Linked DNA regions of Homo sapiens: region 2 is linked to region 1. A link is an interaction called in ENCODE POLR2A ChIA-PET data of the cell type or tissue named here. Cell type or tissue: PC-9. All regions are shown on one strand. Links, peaks and the distances in the headings refer to the core of each region. The heading gives the core; the rest is flanking DNA. Region 1 overlaps CBX1 (chromobox 1). Region 2 overlaps SKAP1 (src kinase associated phosphoprotein 1).

Region 1 (5,377 bases), core at 378-5,377:
AGTCTTGTCCTGTATCCCAGGCTGGAGTGCAGTGGCACAATCTTGGTTCACTGCAGCCTTCACCTCCCAAGTTCAAGGAATTCTCCTGCTTTAGCCTCCTGACTATCTGGGATTACAGGTATGTGCCACCACACCTGGATGATTTTTGTATTTTTACTAGAGTTGGGGTTTCACCATCTTAGCCAGGCTGATCTTGAACTCCTGACCTCAAGTGATCCACCTGCCTTGGCCTCCCAATGTGCTGGGATTACAAGCATGAGCCACTGCGCCCTACCAAGCCCACACTTCTTTTTTTTTTTTTTTTTTTTTTTTGAGACAGAGTTTCACTCTTGATGCCCAGGCTGGAGTGCAGTGGCACGATCTTGGCGCATCGCAACTTCCGCCTCCCAGGTTGAAGCGATTCTCCTTCCTGAGCCTCTGGAGTAGCTGGGATTACAGGCATGCGCCACCACACCCAGCTCATTTTGTATTTTTAGTAGAGATGGGGTCATGTTGGTCAGGCTGGTCTCGAACTCCTGACCTCAGGTAATTCGCCTGCCTCAGCCTCCCATAGTGCTGGGATTACAGGCGTGAGTCACCATGCCGGGCCTAAGCCCACACTTCTTAATACTTAATAGATGAGCAAAGCTATGGAGGAAACATAGGATATGTTCAGGTTGTGGCCAGGTTATAGTCTTTGACAGGAATGTAGATTTTGTGAGGGAAGAAGGGACATAATTAGTCTGGAATAAGAACCGAAGAATATAAGTGTTACACTGACGACTTTGGCCTTTTGTTTTAAATGGGAGGAAACCTTGTAGAAAATATTTCCTATTCAGTCAGCTCCAGCCCAAACTGGTTTATATGTGTCACATTGCCTTTGTTTACAACAGTTCCTGAAGCCAAATTGCCCTACCAGTACACCTTTTCAAATGCTAGTAAAGCCTGGTTTCAAACTCAGCTTTTCAAAATGTTTACTGATGCCCTCGCCAGTTCTTCCTCCAACCTCCTATAGTGCGTTTATGGCTACTTTTTATTGCTTATACTGCTTTTGGTAATTATGTATGCTTGCCATTTCGGACTCTCACTTGAACTTGCATTGTTTACCTTTTTGTAAATTTTTTTCGAGACCTGTCTTCTGTGTCTTTTTTTTTTTTTTTTAATTTTATTTTTGAGACAGAGTCTCGCTCTATTGCCCAGGCTGGAATGCAGTGTCGTGATCTGGCCTCACTGCAACCTCTGCCTCCTGGGTTCAAGCAGTTCTCCCTGCTTTAGCCTCCCAAGTAGTTGGGTAGCTGGGATTACAGGCGCCTGCCATCATGCCCAACTAATTTGTTTCTTTCTTTTCTTTTCTTTTCTTTTTTTTTTTTTTTTTTTGAGACAGAGTTTTGCTCTTGCTGCCCAGGCTGGAGTGCAATGGTGTGATCTCGGCTCACTGCAACCTCTGCCTCCTGGGTTCAAGCGATTCTCCTGCCTCAGCCTCCCGAGTAGCTGGGATTACAGGCATGCGCCACCACGTCCGGCTCATTTTGTATTTTTAGTAGAGACTGGGTTTCTCCATGTTGGTCAGGCTAGTCTTAAACTCCTGACCTCAGGTGATCTGCCGACCTCGGCCTCCCAAAGTGCTGGGATTACAGGCCTGAGCCACCATGCCCGGCCTAATTAATTAATTAATCTTTTAGAGATAGAGTCTCGCAGCTGGGTGCGGTGGCTCACGCCTGCAATCTCAGCACTTTGGGAGTCTGAGGTAAGTGGATCACGAGGTCAGGAGTTCGAGACCAGCCTAGCAAAGATGGTGAAACCTTGTCTCTACTAAAAATAGAAAAATTAGCCAGGTGCAGCGGCGGGCACCTGTAATCCCAGTTACTCAGGAGGCTGAGGCAGGAGAATCCCTTGAACCCGGGAGGTGGAGGTTGTGAGCCAAGATAGCTGCACTCTAGCCTGGGCAACAGAGCAAGACTCCCTCTCAAAAAAAAAAAGAGAGAGAGAGAGAGATGGAGTCTTGCTGTGTTGCCCAGGCTGGTCTGAAACTCATGGCCTTAACCACTCCACAACCCTTGCCTTGGCCTCCTAAACTGCTGGGATTACAGGTGTGAGCCACAGTGCCTCGCTAATTTTATTTTTTTTTTAATAGATAGTATTAAAAGGTAGAAGATCTGGTCGGGCATGGTGGCTCAGTCCTGTAATCCCAGCACTTTGGGAGGGCGAGGCGGGCAGATTACCCGAGGTCAGGAGTTCGAGACCAGCCTGACCAACATGGAGAAACCCCATCTCTACTAAAAATACAAAAGTAGCTGGGCATGGTGGCGCATGCCTGTAATCCCAGCCACTCGGGAGGTTGAGGCAGGAGAATCACTTGAACCTGGGAGGCGAAGGTTGTGGTGAGTCAAGATGGCACCATTGTATTCCAGCCTGGGTGACAAGAGTGAAACTGCATCTCAAAAAAAAAAAAAAAAAAAAAAAAGATCTGGCTGGGCATGGTGGCTCACGCCTGTAACCTGAGTACTTTGAGTGGTCGAGGTGAGTGGATCACCTGAGGTCAGGAGTTCGAGACCAGCCTGGCCAACATGGTGAAACCCCCTCTCTACTAAAAATACAAAAATTAGGCCTGGTGTGGTGGCTCACGCCTGTAATGCCAGCACTTTGGGAGGCTGAGGCTGGTGGATCACCTGAGGTCAGGAGTTTGAGACCAGCCTGGCCAACATGGTAAAACCCCGTCTCTACTAAAAATTCAAAAAATTAGCTGGGCATGGTGGCGCGTGCTTGTAATTCCAGCTATTTGGTGGGGCTGAGACAGGAGAAGCACTTGAACCCTGGAGGCAGAAGTTGCGGTGAGCCAAGATCATGCCCCCGCATTCTAGCCTGGGCAAGAGTGAGACTCTGTCTCAAAAAAAAAAAAAAAAAAAAAAAAAGGGCATGGTGGCGGGCACCTGTAATCCCAGCTACTTGGGAGGCTGAGGCAGGAGAATCGGTTGAACCCCAGAGGCGGAGTTCTAAAGTGAGCCGATATCACACCACTTCATTCCTGCCTGGGCAACAAGAGTAAAATTCCATCTTAAAAAAAAAAAAGCTAGAAGATCTGCAGTTATGAACTTTGATAGCCATTAACTGACTAGATCTTCAACCTAAACGGGTTAAAAGAGGGGGAAAGAAAATGGAATGGTAAAAAGAACTAGATGGAAAAAGGAATGAAGTAAGAAGTGATATGCAAAATAATTGTCATCTTCTCCGTGCCTCCCATTCCCTCAGTCTAGTCGAGGTCTTTCCACCTGGCCATGTTTCTTTTCCTCAGATAAAGCAAGCTCATTCTCACCTTAGGACTTTCAAACCAACTATTCCCTAACCTTGGAGTGCTTTTCTTATTTTGGCTGAGTTGTCTCCTTGTAGTTCGGGTTTCTGTTTAAATGTTATTCTAAAGAAATTTGCTTTGTAACATTTATCAGTAATATTTTCTTGTTTATTGTCTGTGCCATGCTTTGCAAACACATGTGTGCACACACTCAATAGTGCTCACTCACTTGTCTGCACTAGAATAATAAGGTCTAAGAGATCAAGGATTTTGTCTGTCTTGTCTACCCCATTTTTCCAGCACCTTACACGTAATAGGTGCCCAGTAGATAATTGTTATGTGAATGAATACAATAGGAGCATGTTCATACAGAGTTAACCCAGTCTGGGGCTCTAGGGAAGGAATTCTAAGGAAGTGACATTTAAGCTAAGGAAATTGGTTAAGTGAAAAGTTGGGCAAAGCGCAAGGTAATGATGATTGATAGGTGTAGGTGCAGGGGCCTTCAGCTCAAATGCCCACAGATAATGATGTGAAGAGATAGATTTTCATTTTGAAATCACTGGCTAGTGTTGAAAATGAATTGGATCAGGAGTTACCCATTGCAAGAGATGATGGTGGCTTCGAATAGAGCAGCAGCAGTGGGGCTGGAAAAAAGTATGAATTGGAAGATATTTAAGATATAAAATTACCAGGATTTAGTGAGAGACTGGATATGGAGGATGAGGAATCAGAGCTGATTCCCATATTTTTGTCTTGAGTACAGCAAAAGCTATATGAATTCTGAGACTGTTTATTTAATTGGGTGATTGGCTAGAAAAAAATATATACATGTAAATAAAAACTGAGGTTGAAATCACAATCTTCAAAGTTTCTTAAGGAACTTTACTGTGTGGATTACCAAAACTGATTTTTGTACTTACATAGGTCATCAGAAATCTTAAAATTTTTGTCACAAATAGCCGGGCGCAGTGACTCGTGCCTGTAATCCCAGCACTTTGGGAGGCTGAGGTGGGCAGATCATGAGGTCGAGATCGAGACCACCCTGGCCAACATGATGAAACTCCATCTCTACTAAAAATACAAAAATTAGCCAGGGGTGGTGGTGCACGCCCTGGAAGGCTGAGGCAGGAGAATTGCTTGAACCCAGGAGGCGGAGGTTGCAGTGAGCCGAGATCATGCCACTGCACTCCAGCCTGGGTGACAGAGCCAGACTCCATCTCAAAAAAAAAAAGTCACAAATAAATTTCGTTAAAATTTTCTGTTTGTATCCAGAATTTACTTCCTTTCTTTACTCCTTGGAAGGTAAATTCCTTTTGCCATTTATTTATTTATTTAGAGACAGAGTTTCACTCTTGTTGCCCAGGCTAGAGTGCAGTGACACGATCTCGGCCCACTACAACCTCCACCTCCCGGGTTCAAGTGATTCTCCTGCCTCAGCCTCCCGAGTAGCTGGGATTACAGATATGTGCCACCACGCCCAGCTAATTTTGTATTTTTAGTAGGGATGGGCTCTCACCATGTAGGTCAAGCTGGTATCAAACTCTTGACCTCAGGTGATCCGCCCACCTCGGCCTCCCAAAGTGCTGGGGTTACAGGCGTGAGCCACCGTGCTGGGCCCCGAGAACTGATTTATGTCTGCAGTAATGTGTGTAATTTCACTTGAGGAATATGGTTTTTGCCAATCCTCTTACAGCAGTAGCTTTTATCCAAGAATGTTCATCAAAATCACCTGTGGAGCTTTGAAAGATGCAGATGCCTGGCCAGGCGCGGTGGCTCATGCCTGTAATTCCAGCACTGTTGGAGGCCGAGATGGGCGGATCACGAGGTCAGGAGATAGAGACCATCCTGGCTAACACAGTGAAACCCTCTCTCTACTAAAAATACAAAAAAATTAGCCGGGCGTGGTGGCAGGCACATGTAGTCCCAGCTACTGGGGAGGCTGAGGCAGGAGAATGGCGTGAACCTGGGAGGTGGAGCTTTCAGTGAGCCGAGATCACACCACTGCACTCCAGCCTGGGCGACTGAGTGAGACTCTGTCTCAAAAAAAAAAAAAAAAGATGCAGATGCCAGCTTTTAAAATTGAGCTATGAATTAATTACTCTTGATTCA
Region 2 (5,377 bases), core at 378-5,377, 79 kb before region 1:
AATAAAGTCTGATTTATTTAGAAAAGATCTTTGGTGAAGCTTCCCATCTAATGGTGGTGGGAAGGAGGTGGAGTAGCAGCACTGTGACCCTCCAACTTCGGATCCAATTTGTAATTCACAGTGGAGATCTGACCCAATTTACATTGATTAGAATTGGGAGGAAGAGACAGCTGCGCACAGACAGCAGAGGTAGAATAAACCTCTGCAAAAGTGCCTAAGCACAGCAAATTATTGGTCTTTGTGATGGAGTTGTTTGATATCAACAAAAGAGCTGCTCTCTGTCCAAATTATTGGGTATCTCTAAAACTGAGGTTGTACCAACTTTTCCTCTAATGTTTCCAATCCTAAAATTAGTCCCATGTCAAAAAAGAAATGCATCATAGCTGAGAAAGGAAGGAAGTGGACGAGTAACGAGAAGACAATGTGCAAAGAATGTTTAATGTGGTTTATTTCAGCATGATCTGTTTCCTATATTTGATTTCACTCCTCCATTAGCTTAGGTTGTTTTATTCCTCGTGGTAGGGTTGAGGGAGCACTACAGGTGTCAAGTAGAACATTCTCTGCTGCTAGATCATACATGGCTATAAGAACTGTTGAGTCAAAGTGCTCCTTTTCCCATACTATATTGTAGGGCATATATATATATATTTTATTTCCCAGAGTATCCGTCCTTTTTTTTTTTTAGAGACAAGGTCTCGCTCTGTTGCCCAGGCCCAGGCTGGACTGCAGTAGCGCAATCATGGCTTACTGCAGCCTCAAACTCTTGGGCTCAGGCAATCCTCTTGCTTCAGTCTCCCAAGTAGCTGGAACTACAGGTGTGCATCACTGTGCCTAGCTAATTTTTATTTTTATTTTTTATAGAGACAGGGTCTTGCTCTGTTGTCTATGCTGGTGTCTAACTCTTGGGCTCAAGTGATCCTCCCATCTCAGCCTACCAGAGTGCTGGGATTACAGGCATGAGCCACCACACCTGGCCATATCAGTCTCTTTCTTACTTGAAATCAATTACTCCTTTAATGCTTTATAGTATTCTAATATATTTTTATGCTGCTCCTTCTTACCTATGAGCTTGGAGCTTACTTCCCCAGTTTGGCATACCGGAACTCATATTGCCCTATAAACATTACATTTAAAAAAAGAAAGAGAAATGTCAAAGTTTCATTTAGTGGCAAAACTATGGAGAAGCAAGACAAGCAAATGTCATTAAGACTCAGGAGAAAGGAAAGTAAATGTGGCCAGGAGGAGCTGAGTATTCAGCCCTCAAAACATTGCTTACTATACCCTATCTACTGTGCATATGTGTGTATATATGTGTGAGTGAGAGAGTGGGAAAAGAGCATGGTGGTAGTGAAAAGAATAACGAGTGTATTTTTCTTCACTTTGCCCCATGTATAAAATAGCTAAATATGATTCTGGTACACATATTTACATTATAAGGGTCCAATTCCTATTTTATCGGGTAATGTGACGAGATGAAACCGGTTAATGGGAGTAAGAAACTTAGGCCAATTATGTTATGACTTTGACCGTATAAACATTTGACTGGAGTTAGACACTGGCATTGAGTTAGAACCCATTGTGAATCTACGGCAATTAATTAAAAGACCATTCCAGCTACCCTCAGGAGCTTATACTCTAATGAACAAGACATGCTGAATAAAAACAGTAAAAAGATAACTACAAGCCCCAAGTACTAGGAACATAAAATTATGTACATGACCAGCCTCCATTACAGCTGAACAAAGATGGATACATTAAGGATTAAGGACTAATTAATCAAAGAGGGTTTTTTGTTTTTTGTTTTTTCCCCAGGACAGAGTCTTGCTCTGTCACCCAGGCTGGAGTGCAGTGGCACAATCTCGGCTCACTGCAACCTCTGCCTCCTGGATTCAAGCAATTCTCTTGCCTCAGCCTCCTGAGTAGCCGGGGTTACAGGCGCCCGCCACAGGCCCAGCTGATTTTTGTATTTTTAGCACAGACGGGGTTTCACCATGTTGACCAGGCTGGTCTCCAACTCCTGACCTCATGATCTGCCCGCCTCGGCCTCCCAAAGTGTTGGGATTACAGGCATGAGCCACCGCACCCAGCCAATCACAGAGGGTTGTTCACACACACACACACACACACACACACACTCTAACATCCTAACTCTAGAATGCTTAAAACTAGAGAGAATGCTTGCATAGAGATAATAATTTTGAAGAGAATTCCAGAGGGAAGGAGAAATGGAGTTTGAGGAAAAGGATTAGGATTCTGGTGATAGACATCTAAATAATCCAATGGACTGGAAGCTCCACAAGGGCAGGAACTCTGACAGTCTTGTTTATTGCTTGTCCCCAGTTCCTAGTGCAATGTCTTGCATGTAATGAGCACTTCAACATGCTTATGAATAAATGAAAGGGAAGGGAAGGAGAGGGCCAGTTTGAAGGTGACAAATTAATATTTTTTTTAAGAACACAGTAATTGCCAGGCACGGTGGCTCACGCCTGTAATCCCAGCACTTTGGGAGGCCAAGGTGGGCGGATCATCTGAGGTCAGGAGTTTGAGACCAGCCTGATCAACATGGAGAAACCCCATCTTCACTAAAGATACAAAATTAGCTGGGCATGGTGCTGTGAGCCTGTAATCCCAGCTACTCGGGAGGCTGAGCTACTCGGGAAGAATAGCTTGAACCCGGAAGGTGGAGGTTGCAGTGAGTCAAGATCACACCATTGCACTCCAGCCTGGGCAACAAAGAGTGAAACTCTGCCTAAAAAAAAAAAAAAAAAAAAAAAAACAACAGTAATTAAACTTTCCTTAAAGAAGAGAGTATGATGAGCTCAGAGAAAGGGGACCTTTCCGTATAAGGAACATGAGACTGACTGGCTGGACGCAGTAGCTCACACCTGTAATCCCAATACCTTGGGAGGCCAAGGAGGGTGGATCACCTGATGCCAGGAGTTCAAGACCAACCTGGCCAACATAGTGAAACCCCATCTCTACTAAAAATACAAAAATTAGGCGTGGTGGTGGGCACCTGTACTCCTAGCTCCTCAGGGGGCTGAGGCAGGAGAATCCCTTGAACCCCAGACGTGGAATTTGCAGTGAACCGAAAATCGTTCCACTGCACTTCAGCCTAGACAACAGAGCAAGACTCTATCTCGAAAAAAAAAAAAAAGAACATGAGACTGTGAACCACTAATTGCTAATACTGATCATTTATCCCCCCAGATGAAGAGCATGATCTAGAAGAGGATGAGAGTGGCACTCGACGAAAAGGAGGTATAAGAGCTTCTAAATGCACAGGCACTGGGTAGGACATTATGGGCTTCTGATTAGAGAAAGCACCTTTCTCTGAGACTACAAAAATTACTGAACTCAATAATTAAGAGGGTACCTGTGTGTGAACCCCAAAGCCCTAAATAAAGTGACTGGGTAGGGAAATACCTAAACTTTAAAAGCAGCCATACATTCACTTTAATTAATGTTCCCAGAACAGCCAAGATTTATCCTAGAGCGGGTGGGAAGCCAAACCAGACATTTATTTTTTCCTATCAATATTTCTTATATCAGTACAGTGAAAATAGAATTGCCTCATCTCTAAGAGATCAGAGGATTGAGAATGGAAAGAATGGAAATGTCTCCTCTCTGAGAGGCCCGGAGATTGCAAGTTCAGAGGGGAATGGAAATGTGTCAGATCTGAAAAGTGAACACAGGGTGAAAGATAAAATTCCTTGGTGATGCTGACTTCTGATAGCCTGGTTTGATTCCAGGCACATTTGGAAATGAATATGTAACAGGTTTGTTGAATATAAAATTACATCTTATTCATCCCAGACTGTTAACCATGCTTCAGGCTGTTAGTGAGCCCATCCTTTCTAAGGTCAGATGCCCCTCTGAAGCCTCCTTAAGTGGACCAAGGACCTATTCCATGGTTGTCAGTAAAGGAATGCTGCACATTGCAAGGGCCACCTCAAGGACATTCGTTCCGTCGGCAGAGCCCTAATCATGACTGATTTAGATACTGGCTGATATTTTTCTTAGGGAGTCTATGAAAATCTTAAGCCTAGGAATTCTTGCCCTCTTTCCCTCCCTGCTCCTTCTCCATTATCTAGCCCTGTCTTTTCCTATTCTCCTCTCTCCTTTCCTTGTGCTTTTTCTTCTCTCCTTATCCATCCAGCAAAACCCCCATTTCTAGGTTCATTCTCTACAGAAAGTGAATACTTAAAAGGTTCAGGACCCAACTTCCTAAGGGTCCAGCTTCTCCCAGGGAAGAGAAGAGACAACGAAGATGCAGCCTCAGAAGTCATGCGCCAAAGCAGGAGAGAAAGAAAGCAGTGGAGGCGGGTGTGATGCACGGATGTGAGTGTAGCTGCAAGTACCTCATGATAGTGAACACATGTGATTAGGTCCATTCTGAAACCTATTTCCTTCTGTTGTCTACTTACTGTACAGAATTCCAAATGAAAATCTGTTCTGACCCGCCCATGTTCCACATATATCTTTTCTCAACCAACTTCCATCACCAGTGCAGAAAAGAAACACTTCATGTGGACAGCTTGGGTGGAGTAACTGTAAGCTTCCTATGGCCAATTTCATATTAAACTCCATTCAGAAAGCATTGATCTTTTAGCAAAGTCTAGAATCCAGTTTCAGACTCCTCCCTCATCTCATTTCCTCCTTCCACCTCTTTCTCTAAGGTTATATCTGGGAGGTGAGAGGAGATTTATTTCTTAACTGTTCCTACAGCTATAATTCAAGTAGGTTTAAAAAAAAAAAAACCTTTTGTTCCTCATGCTTCCTGCCTCCAAAATAAGTGTTGTTAAAGTATAGCAAGCTCTGAATATGTTTCTATGGTTTACACTTCCCACCAGTTATAATGATTGGTGACTTAGTGATTAAAAAACAGGAGGACTTTTTGCTCTCTCTGCAGAATCTGAGGCAGGAATTTTTATTATTTGTGTTTACTTATTTATCGATTGATTTTATATACTGCCTTTTCTCCAAAGGCGCTATAGAAATGGTGAAAAATACATAAATCCAAATGTCATCATTTAGTTTTGTAACAATAAAAGATAGAGGTCTGGGGGAAGGGCAGGCAGCCCCAGTGAAGGCATTTAAAAGGCAGGGAGCTCTAGGACAGTGTGAATTCCTATGTCATAGACAAGCTACACAAGTTTGGGCTACTTAGTTTTTCTCAGGTGTGTGTTTTTTTGTTTGTTTGTTTGTTTTTTGAGATGAAGTCTCGCTCTGTTGTCCAGGCTGGAGTGCAATGGCGCTATCTCCGCTCACTGCAACCTCTGCCTCCCAGGTTCAAGTGATTCTTCTGCCTCAGCTTCCCGAGTAGCTGGGATCACAGGCACGTGCCACCACGCCTGGCTAATTTTTGTACTTTTAG

Evidence for each region. Peaks named below come from ENCODE experiments on the same cell type or tissue, not always from the same donor. Only the 100,000 strongest peaks of a DNase experiment are listed, where the experiment ranks them.
Region 2: POLR2A ChIA-PET joins it to region 1 with 29 read pairs; 6 of 35 experiments call an interaction of 5 or more read pairs at or near these places.

The regions. Positions count from the first base shown.
Region 1 is chr17:48,089,050-48,094,426 of GRCh38, reverse strand. All of the region lies in intron 1 of CBX1 (chromobox 1), which reads left to right. Among named protein-coding and RNA genes, the nearest start is that of CBX1, 9.7 kb to the left of the region's middle. RefSeq lists an enhancer at 1-448. In PC-9, for the core only: no CTCF peak of the experiment used is centred there; no DNase peak of the experiment used is centred there; H3K27ac peaks cover 726 bases.
Region 2 is chr17:48,168,493-48,173,869 of GRCh38, reverse strand. SKAP1 (src kinase associated phosphoprotein 1) reads left to right here. Exons shown (of 13, transcript NM_003726.4): 10 at 3,211-3,261. Among named protein-coding and RNA genes, the nearest start is that of MIR1203, 15 kb to the right of the region's middle. In PC-9, for the core only: no CTCF peak of the experiment used is centred there; no DNase peak of the experiment used is centred there; H3K27me3 peaks cover 353 bases.